Linked DNA regions of Homo sapiens: region 2 is linked to region 1. Evidence: read pairs that join two places in POLR2A ChIA-PET (ENCODE). Cell type or tissue: OCI-LY7. All regions are shown on one strand. Each heading gives the region's core, and the rest is flanking DNA. Links, peaks and the distances in the headings are about the cores only.

Region 1 (5,380 bases), core at 200-5,199:
GCACCTGTAGTCCCAGCTACTCAGGAGGCTGAGGCAGGAGAATCGCTGGAACCCAGGAGGTGGAGGTTGCAGTGAGCCAAGATCACACCACTGCACTCCAGCCTGGACACCAGAGTGAGACTCCATCTCAAAAAAAAAAAAAAAAAAAAAAAAAGCACCACTTTAGCTGCAGTTAACTTCATTGCCTATAATTTTATAAAATAGCCTTCTACTTTTCTTTTTTTAAACATCAGGGCATCTATATTGCAGCTCCAAATGCATACTGCCAAAGTATGATTAGGAGTAAATGGAGAAGAGTGTAAGAGTCTATGGAACTTGTTATAACATGCATCTTTTAGCTGAAACTAAGCAGATGTTCTTTTCCATGAAGGACGCTCCAAACCTTAGCACTATCGTTACTATGGAACATCAGAACCAACCTGAGGGTCAGCTATAAAACCTGTTACCCTAGAGACTGGTACAGCTTCATGATTTGACGAAATGCCTCCAGATGCTCTCAGAGTGAAGTTATGGAAACAATCCCATGCTGAAAGAAGATGCTGAGGTGAGGCACAACAGAGAGGAAGAATGCCAGGGAAACCTGTCCTGCTGGAGACATGGCCAAGAATCACGCAGGTGAGCCACAGGAGAAGGGCATCAGGGATGCAGCTGATGTTTTCTTAGGATATTTTCTTCTGTCTGGAAAAGTGGCAGGTGGGAGGCTGGCATGAATAAACCCTGGGGAAGAAGTTATTGAAAGAAAACCCAGACAATGAAGTAAGGGCCACAGGATTTCAAAGTCAGGAAAGGAGAAATCAGTGAAATAAACCCAACTGGATTTCATTCATTCATTCATTCATTCATTCACTCATTCATTCCTCTATAGGCCAGGACCCAAATAGATCTCTATAGACCCTTCTAGGTTTATAGCCTTTCTCCAGAGTACCAACTGGTACAATGATGAAAGGATCCAAAAACTGTGGAGCTGGAAGTTTACTGATGAGGAAAATGAGGTTTGTAAAGGTTACGTGCTTGTTTAGATGAAAAAGAAATGGGATTTAGCTGGCAAGACTCGATTAGTGAGAAGGGCAGTCCATTCATGTGTAATTCACAGATTTAAGATTTACATCTTTGTTCAGTGGAGTGACATTATTTGACAGGAGGTGGTGCTGAGGAGGTTGGACAGGACAAAGCCCACTTTTCAGAGTTGGGTACACTTTACTACTCTATTGAACATTTTCTTTCCTAAGTTGCTGATAACTTCCTTATTGTCAAATTCATGGGCTTCCTTGTCTTATTGTCTCACTAACTTCCTCCTTCTTGCAACTATCTGGGCTTCCAAGAGAACCGACGGTCCTTCTCCTGCCTCCTTTTTCTTCTTTTTGTCTACTGTGGGTTTTCCCTAAGGCTCACGTTTATGGTTTCAATCCTCATTTTGTGTTGAAGGGTTCCAAGTCTACATTGCTAGCCCTGTTTTCCCATTGAAATTTCAGTTGCGCATGTCCAAATACCTAGCAGGTCTTTTTGCTTGACTGCCTGGCTATGGGACATAATAGCATGTCCAAAATCAGATCAAAGTCCCCTCCTAACCCAGATCATGTCTCTATTTTCACTTGTTCAGTAAATGACACCCATCATTTCCCTAGATTCTTAGGCTCCAAGCCTACAAATCATTTTTTCTTCATCCTTTTCTGTTAATGCTTTGCTGAGATTCAGTCTGTAGTATTCTGGGGGAGGCAGTGTGTCCTAGGAATTCAATATTCTTCCAGTGGAAGAATTTCTCCAGTTGGCTGAGGAGATAATGTTTTTGGAGGCCCTGAAGGATGGTTTTCATATGCTGTGTGCATTCTGGTCAGGAGAGGAAAAGACAGAAATATAGTACAGGAGGGAAATTTAGGAAGTAGGTAAGGAAATCTCTCAGCCTGACATTGATGAGTGATGAAAAATATTGGGGGGTGTGGCACACACCCCAAAGCTACTTTTCTCTTGTATCCTCGGACTCTTGTTAGGTGCTCAGGGAGTTTTGGGGGAGTGAAATACAAACACCCATCCCCCATCCCCACCACGCAAGACAGGACCATCTGGAAATGAACCTTCTGGGTATGCAAGAGTAAGTTCCTGAACATAAAAGAAACCAAAACCATTTTTGTTCATCTATGATGCTTTCCCAGAAGGATCTTGATGAAAAGAGGGGAAATGAGAACAAAAATAACTCGGGGAAGTCTGAATTATATGAGGTATTCAAACTTTATCAGGTCCCCAGAGACACAGGTATGGGGCTTCAGTCACGCCACCCTGCCATGACGAGGCGGGGGGGCAATGGTTTAAAGGCATTTTGTTACTGACTAGCTGCTTCACTCATTAGCTTCATGTTCCTGGAATGTGCGATAAAAAGAACAATGTATAGATAATCAATAGCTTATGTTATTATTTTTTTAAAACGTATCTGGCCTGTGACACAACCCTCAGGAGATCCTGAGAACACATGCCCTGCTTATGTTACTTTAATGTAAGTTCTTGGTAAACAACTTAGGAACTGCCTTTTCTTTTTTTTTTTTTTTTTTAAACCCACTGTAACTGCTGCTAATCAGAATGTATATTCAGGGCAATTTGAATCTTTGCTCCTGGGGGGCCATCCTCAAGCTTTGGGCTCAAATAGACTTATACTTAACCATAAAGAAAAACCATAGCTGGGCGCGGTGGCTCATGGCTGTAACCCCAGCACTTTGGGAGGTCGAGGCAGGCAGATCACCTGAGGTCAGGAGTTTGAGACCAGCCTGGCCAACATGGCAAAACCCCATCTCTACTAAAAATACAAAGATTAGCTGGGCGTGGTGGCGTGCGCCTGTAATCCCAGCTACTTGGTAGGCTGAGGCAGGAGAGTCACTTGAACCCGGGATGCAGAGGTTGCAGTGAGCTGAGATCATGCCATTGTACTCCAGACTAGGCAAGAAGAGTGAAACTCCGTTTCAAAAAAAAAAAAGAAAAGAAAAACCAAACCTATTTTTAGTATTATAGTGATATTTCCTCTTTTTGGAAAAAAAATAACAACAAACTGCCAGGTCCCTACGGTGAGTACAGGTGCCAAGACCGATGAATACACCCTGCCAACTCTTGCAAGGCCATGTGTGGGAGGGAGCCAGCAGTAGCAGACAGTCTATGCACATATCCTGGGACTGCGACCCAGGATAAAGGTTTGTGGGAGAGTCCTACGTATAGCACAGCGATCCTCATTTACCAACAGACATCTGTACCATTTGCCAACTTAGGAGGGCCGCAGTGGTGCCTGAGGCCCGGGATACCACTGGCCCGGCTTGTGTTTCTGCATTTAGGGTATCATGTCAACCATGAAATAACTTTCAGACTATTTGATGGTGGTATTTGTGTACGATTTCTCTTTTTATCCTCCAAAAGGCCAGGCTCACTGTCTTGAACATATATAGTAAAACACCGCTAAATAAATAAATGAATGGCAATCCTTTGCCTTTTGGGAAGTAGACTCAGGCTTCTATTTCGGAAGATTAAGAGCCACGGAGCCCAGAAGATTGCAGAAGCATGTGAATCTGAATCGCTTCCCAGTGAGACTGTATCCAAAGGCTAAGAAGGGAACGTGACCCATGAGGCATGCTAACATCAAGGGGTTCACCAACAATCTCTTTAATGGCCAAAGAGGAGGTTTCTTTTTCTTGTTGCATAGGTTTGTTTTTCTGAAAGTACTTTCTCTTAAACTTACAAAGTTAGTATTCATGAGGTTTATGTGAGCCCTTGTGGGTCGACCATTGCTAACTAAACATTAAGTGCCCTTCCTTTGAGGTATATTTGGTAGAGCTGTGATCAGAAAGGGGGGCTTCCTGGAGCCAGGCCAAACCATGCTCTCTTTGGTATAGCTGTAGGTGGGTATTTGTCTGGGTCTTGGAAATCAGATAGGGCATGATGGCAAGATCCCACGTGATAGCCAAACTCACTGAAGTAAAAGGAAAGGTCCCAAGTGTGGCAAAGTTCTCTTGGCCAATTCCCCAAGATTCCACTAATCACATTATTTTCAGAGTGCCAGGTATATTATCCTTTGGCCCACTGCCCCACTACCTAAGCTGGGCCAAGGCCACCCTGAAGGAGCTTCCTATCCTTACATAACTTTTACTGTCTAAAGTTACAGTCTTTAAGCCTGATGATCATTATATAAAATGTTCTATTAAACATATATAAAGTCTTTTTAAGTCTTTAAGCCAGATGATCATTATTAGATAATTAACTTCTAATAGGAGAGATCAGATAAATGTTGGAGGAAACAAATCCTTCATGAATAAACAGAACCCCTTTCCTTGGATAGCTCAGTGAATGTGGTATTAGAGATCCAGCAGTGAAATTTTATGGTGCACTGAGTCACTGGGAAAAATGGAACCCTAAAATGTTCCTAGATGAACTTGTACATCTGAACTGTTTCCAGACTAGGATTGGGATATTGTTTGATTGAGGCCAGAGAGGCCCATAGCTCAAATGCACCAATGGTCATAAACACCATTGCCAGTAGGGACTTCATCAGTCTCTGGTGACCCTAGTGTCCCTCTGTAACATGCTGATGAATCCTACAACCGTATTTCTGACTGTAAGCACTGGGCTTTTACTGAGCAATATTTAAAATATTTTCAAACGATGCAAATAACTATAGATATCCTGCATTTTATAGATTATTATCTTTAAAAGACAAGGTGATTTTTATGCCATGTATCAGTATATTTTCTTTAGCTAGAAATAACAACATTAATAATTAATAATAATACTAATCAGCTTGGTGTTTGTATTTTTTTGGTAACAAATTTTTTTCAGATTCCTTTTTAAAAAAATTATTTTCATTATTTGCTTTCTTGGGAAATCAGACACCTTTTTTTTTTAATACTTTAAGTTCTAGGGTACATGTGCACAACGTGCAGGTTTGTTACATATGTATACATCTGCCATGTTGGTGTGCTGCACCCACTAACTCGTCATTTACATTAGGTGTATCTCCTAATGCTATCCCTCCCCCCTCCCCCCACCCCACGACAGGCCCCGGTGTGTGATGTTCCCCTTCCTGTGTCCAAGTGTTCTCACTGTTCAATTCCCACCTATGAGTGAGAACATGCGGTGTTTGGTTTTTTGTTCTTGCGATAGTTTGCTGAGAATGACGGTTTCCAGCTTCATCCATGTCCCTACAAAGGACACAAACCCATCCTTTTTTATGGCTGCATAGTATTCCATCGTGTATATGTGCCACATTTTCTTAATCCAGTCTATCATTGTTGGTTCCAAGTCTTTGGACATTTGGGTTGGTTCCAAGTCTTTGCTATTGTGAATATTGCCACAACACACATACGTGTGCATGTGTCTTTATAGCAGCATGATTTATAATCCTTTGGGTATA
Region 2 (5,380 bases), core at 176-5,175, 180 kb after region 1:
TGTTGCTTTGCAAAATAATATGGAATTCCTCCAATGCTGAATATTTGTTTTACTAACATCCAGTGTATTCCCCTCTATTCTGTCCACACCTTTCTGCATTTATAACAACATTGTCTTTAATGCCAAATCACAGTATACTCTCTTCCGAGAACTTTTTTTTTTTTTTTGAGACGGAGTCTCCCTCTATTGCCAGGCTGGAGTGCAGTGGCATGATCTCGGCTCACTGCAACCTCTGACTCCCAGGTTCAAGCGATTCTCTGGCCTCAGCCTCCCAAGTAGCTGGGACTACAGGCGCACGCACCACGCGCAGCTAATTTTTGTATTTTTAGTAGTGACGGGGTTTCACCATGTTGGCCAGGATAGTCTCGATCTCTTGACTCCATAATCCACCTGCTTCGGCCTCCCAAAGTGCTGGGAGTACAGGCGTGAGCCACTGTGCCTGGCCTCTGAGGACATTTTAAATGACAACACATGTAGTGCCAAAAGTGGATACAACTCAGTTGAAGTGACAACAAATGATCAGCTATGATCAAGTTCACACATGTGCAGGAAATGACAGCCCATCATAACCACTGCCTAACCAACTGCAATTGTGAGGTATCATTGGCTATATATCTCAACATCAGAAATATTAAGATATGAAAAAGTGTCTTCAAATCAATGAAACACTACTAATCCACACCAAAGTACACAGTAGCAAAGGGTTGCTAACGGAGATTATAAAATCTCCTTAATTAGAATACCTATGAAATAACAAATATAGATACACCTGCCAGGCAATGCTTGCCAAACTCTATTCAATGTCCAGGAAAACAAAGTCAGAACATCCAAAAGACATCTCACTTCAAAGTGAGGAGAAAAATCATTTCGCTACATAGCTGGAGAGAATATTTTGTCAAATGCAATCGGAGGACACCTCCAGGCATGAAATATTGTTGTTATTCTTAAAATTAACCAGCAATAGTATAATCCCATTTTTATACAATTGCCACTGCCTCCGTGAATCAAGGGAAATGTGGCATGGTGCCCAATAAAGTGTTATCAACAGTATCTCCTGCATACACTGATTGTAAGAGTGTGTCTACTTTCCTATCTGCTCACTTCTCCCTTTCTCTCCATTCTTTGCTTATTCAGGTTTCTTTTTCTTTTCTTTTTTTTTTTTTTTTTTTTTTTTTTTTTTTGAGATGGAGTCTCACTCTGTCGCCCAGGCTGGAGTGCTGTGGTGCCATCTCGGCTCACTGCAACCTCTGCCTCCTGGGTTCAAGCAATTCTCCTATCTCAGCCTCCTGAGTAGCTGGGACTACAGGCGCCCGCCACCACGCCTGGCTAATTTTTGTATTTTTAGTAGAGACGAGGTTTCACCACGTCGGCCAGGCTGTCTTGAACTCCTGACCTCAGGTGATCCACCCACCTCGGCCTGCTGGGATTACAGGCGTGAGCCACCATGCCCAGCCTCAGGTTTCCTTTTCATAAAGATAGGCATCAAATTAAAAATTCCGTGCAAGGTGGGTTGAACTCTTCGAACTAAAGTCAATATTGTTACAGGATTCCTGGGGTGATGCTTTTCCTTTGTGGCCAGTGGCACCTTTGCCGGAGTTTTGCTTGGGCCCACTGGACTCGTTCCACCCACTCGGCCTGGCAGGCTGCACTCGGCTCACGCTACCAGCCTGGATCCCATGCCTACCAAGGGCGAGCCATGTGCAGAGCAGTGAAGCGAGTGTGAAGGAGTGTGGGGTCCGGCCACTATGCACAGCCAGGCATGCCAGCTGCAGTGGGGCAGGCAGCTCCAGGCACCAGCACGGGCCCTGGCTCTCTGTGAGGTTGCACTGGACCAGGCATACTGCAAGCTGCTTCCACAGCTGGCACCAGCAAACACGGTGGCACCCAGAAGCTTGGAGATGCCAGGAACCACAGAGCCCCAAGGAGGGTATTACAGCCCCGGCCTGGGGAGCTCCTACATCTGGGCTCCCCAGAGGGGTACAGCTCTTTTCTCCTTCTTTCTTCTTCTTGTTGCCCACAACATGGCAAGCAAGGGGCATATTTCAGCCCTGTTTACGTTATAGCTCTTTTAGACTTGCCATTTTTTGGGTCCCGAGTTCCTGTCCCGTACCCAGGAAGACTGAGGTATGTGGAAAAGTGGAGGGTAAGCAAGGCAAAGAGGAACTTTATTGAGCAATAGAACAGTTCGGAGGAGACTCGCAATGGGTAGCTCCTCTCCACAGCCAGGGTGTCCTGACAAGTGTTCAGCTCTCAGCATAGAGGAGACTCTGGAGTGGGTAGCTTCTCTCTGCAGCTGATCGTCCTGATGTCTCTTCAGCTCTCAGCAGAGAGAAGACCCTGGCAGGGTAGCTCCTCTCTGCAGCTGGTTGTCCCATCATCTCTTCAGCTCTTAGCAGACAGGAGACTCTGGGGTGGGTAGCTCCTCTCCACAGCTGGTAATCATTTGTTCGAGTTTGGCTGAGTTTAGGGCTTTTGTGGGTCTTAAAGGGGAGGAAGCGCATGCTGACAGGTTCATGGGTGGCCATGGGTAGGCTTGGAAAAAGCACCACAAGTTCCCACTCCAGTCCATGGGACTAGCAGCCCGACCCCCAGGCTTCAGGCCCTCCCTGTCTTGAAGGTGGGGCTTCACCGGGGACCCACGCCCTTCCACCCAGGGGCCTGTCTGCCTCCTACTGCTGTTCATGGCACCCAGGTGTTCGTGCCAAGGGGCACCTGCAGGCCAGTGCCAAGCTGCCCTCAGGCCCGTGGCCTTCCTCCCATGCTCATCAGTGCCCAAAGTCCGGGGGTGCTGAGGTGGCAGGGGGCTGGCATGTCAGTGCTGCCCCGAGCGTGTGCACACCTGGCCAGGCTGCAACAGTGCCCGAGCTCGGCCTCAGCCTCGCTCTGACACTGGAGCAGGTGTTGGGAGCAGGGAGACGCCAGGCAGCGGGAGCAGGGAGATGCCAGGCAGCGGGAGCAGACACCTCCAAGCCTGCAGGGGCAAGGGCAGCCTTCCCAGGCCCCTGACAGTGCAGAGATGCCTGGTCTGCAGCCATGGCTTGACCGGCTGCAGCTGCGCCCAGGGAAGGCGAAGCTCCCACCCTGTCAACTGAGAATAGGGTGGAGCTTCTGCCTGTTCCTGGCTCCCACCAGCTCTATGGAGCATGCAGCCCCAGCCACGCCTCCCCCAGTGCAGCCAGCATCGTGGCAGTGGCTGTTCTAGATGGGACACAGATGCCATTAATATGAAGACCTAATAAATAACAAATAGCATCTCCTTTCTAAGGAGAAATATTGCATTTTCCAAAACTCTAAAGTTTGGAAAATTTGGGGAGAAATTTAAATACATTTACTACTTATTTTAAACAACTTTTAAGCGTCGAAAGTCAGTTAGTTTGTAAACTCTGAAGAATGTTAATATATCTGGGCTACTCACCAAAGTATTAGTCTTGGGGTGCTATAACAATACTCTACTATGTTCAGACAATAATCACAATCACAAATTTGCAAGGACAATTTTTCTATTATTAAAATTCTTAAAAATATATCAAAGTAGAGAGAATAGTATAATATGCCCATCCCGGCCAGGTGCACTGGCTCACACCTGTAATCCCAGCACTTTGGGTGGCTGAGGCAGGAGGATCACCTGAGATCAGGAGGTCGAGATCAGCCTGGCCAACATGGTGAAACCCCATCTCTACTACAAATACAAAAATTAGCCAGGCATGGTGGCAGGCACCTGTAATCCCAGCTACTTGGGAGGCTGAGGCAGGAGAATCGCTTGAACCGGGGAGGCAGAGGTTGCAGTGAGCCAAGATTGCACCAATGTACTCCAGCCTGGGTGATAGAGTGAGACTCCATCTCAAAAAAAAAAAAAAAAAAAAAAAAATATGCCTACCCAGCTTCAACAGTTCTTAACATATGACTAATTTGGTTTCATTTTTGCTTTCGCTTTCCCTCCAGCCTTCATTATTTTGGGGCAAACTCCAGACATACCATCTCTTAAATTAGCTTTTCCCCAATTTTTTTTAATAATGGACATCCAGGATGCTTCTGGTTTGGGGCTAGTATGAATATAGTTGATAAGAGCACTCCTGAAAAGTCTTAAAACCTAGGATTAGGTTTTAATTTAATTGCTAGGTCATGAGGAGGTGTCAGATTAGTTTTATTAAGAAACCACCAGGGCTTCTTGCAGTTTGTAAAGAGTACTGGATACTCCAAATATCTTTACCAGTATTCGAAGTCAGTATTTAATTTTAGCTATCCTAATAGATGGGTTCTGCTGAATTAACTTATAAACGCATCTAATTTCTCTTGTGTTTTAAAAACAACTAAACTACATAATCCACAGACCTTATTTTGGGTTAGTTTCCCAGGCAAAAAAAAAAATGTGTTTTAAAAAAGAATTAAAACTATATTAAAATAAACCAATGTGTAATTCTCTTCATATCATTAAAAAAAAGCATTTCTGCTGTAATGTGTTACATTAAGAAAGAAGCTGAAATTTCTTTACATCAAAATGCTATAATGGAAAGGTGCGCAGAGTACAACACTGTGGACTTAAAAATCATAAGGTATATGAGGAAAACAGAGTTGGAACAACCACTAAGAATCTACATGGCTTTGTAAATAGAGGACAAACGAAATAATCAGCCAAACTAAATCCCTCCAGGTGCATGCACTGGTATCACTGTCGGATGGTGTCTTTCAGCCTTCAATCCTGAGCCACTGATTTCCTTCTTCATGAGACGAGCATACAACTTCCAAAATAGATCGGTTTCATCAAAACTAGATATCGGATCCAGGGGAAAGCTTAATTCTGTCCATCGATCATGTGAGCACAGGAGGCAAAACGTCTTCACAGCCTCTTCACTCAGCTGCAGCTTCATCATCACAGCACTGCAGAAAGTGAAGCAGCTCATGGGTCCTTGAAACCAGTCACTTCTCTCCCTAAAGGAAGGTACTGCAGGATTTTCAGCTTCTTTCTTAAAATAGTCATACTTTCTCTTTAATTGTGATCGCTTTTTTGTTCAGCCCAGAACATCAAAATGCTGGGGGAAAGTGCATATGAAAAAACAATGCAATTTCTAATTTGCATCAACATTGTTTTCTATCTGATGACGTAAGAGCTGATTCTCATTAAGGAAACACATACTGAAGCAAAACAAACCATGAGAAAAGCCCATTTTCAAAAAGAAACGCAAAACTCATTGAATTTAACTCTTGCAGCATGAAACTTTGTCCAAGCTGTCTCACTTCTTGGTCAATATATCAGTATATTCTATGAGTGATTTCTATTTCCCCTGAGGGTTTTTTCTTTTTTAACATTTTCATGGACTGAGATAAACTTCTCTTTTCCAAATTTGACATATACAAAAATGCAGATTGATTTTTTTTTACA

The links. ChIA-PET counts read pairs that join two places held together with the same protein. Peaks named below come from ENCODE experiments on the same cell type or tissue, not always from the same donor. Only the 100,000 strongest peaks of a DNase experiment are listed, where the experiment ranks them.
Region 2: POLR2A ChIA-PET joins it to region 1 with 14 read pairs; 2 of 35 experiments call an interaction of 5 or more read pairs at or near these places.

The regions. Positions count from the first base shown.
Region 1 is chr2:25,408,410-25,413,789 of GRCh38, forward strand. All of the region lies in intron 16 of DTNB (dystrobrevin beta), which reads right to left. Among named protein-coding and RNA genes, the nearest start is that of DTNB-AS1, 10 kb to the right of the region's middle. RefSeq lists an enhancer at 2,001-2,120. In OCI-LY7, for the core only: CTCF peaks have their summits at 1,148 (motif pointing right) and 1,359; DNase peaks (open chromatin) are centred at 1,152, 2,162 and 3,062; H3K4me3 peaks cover 1,299 bases; H3K27ac peaks cover 3,536 bases.
Region 2 is chr2:25,588,218-25,593,597 of GRCh38, forward strand. The region is part of intron 6 of DTNB (dystrobrevin beta); the gene reads right to left. Among named protein-coding and RNA genes, the nearest start is that of DTNB, 83 kb to the right of the region's middle. In OCI-LY7, for the core only: no CTCF peak of the experiment used is centred there; no DNase peak of the experiment used is centred there.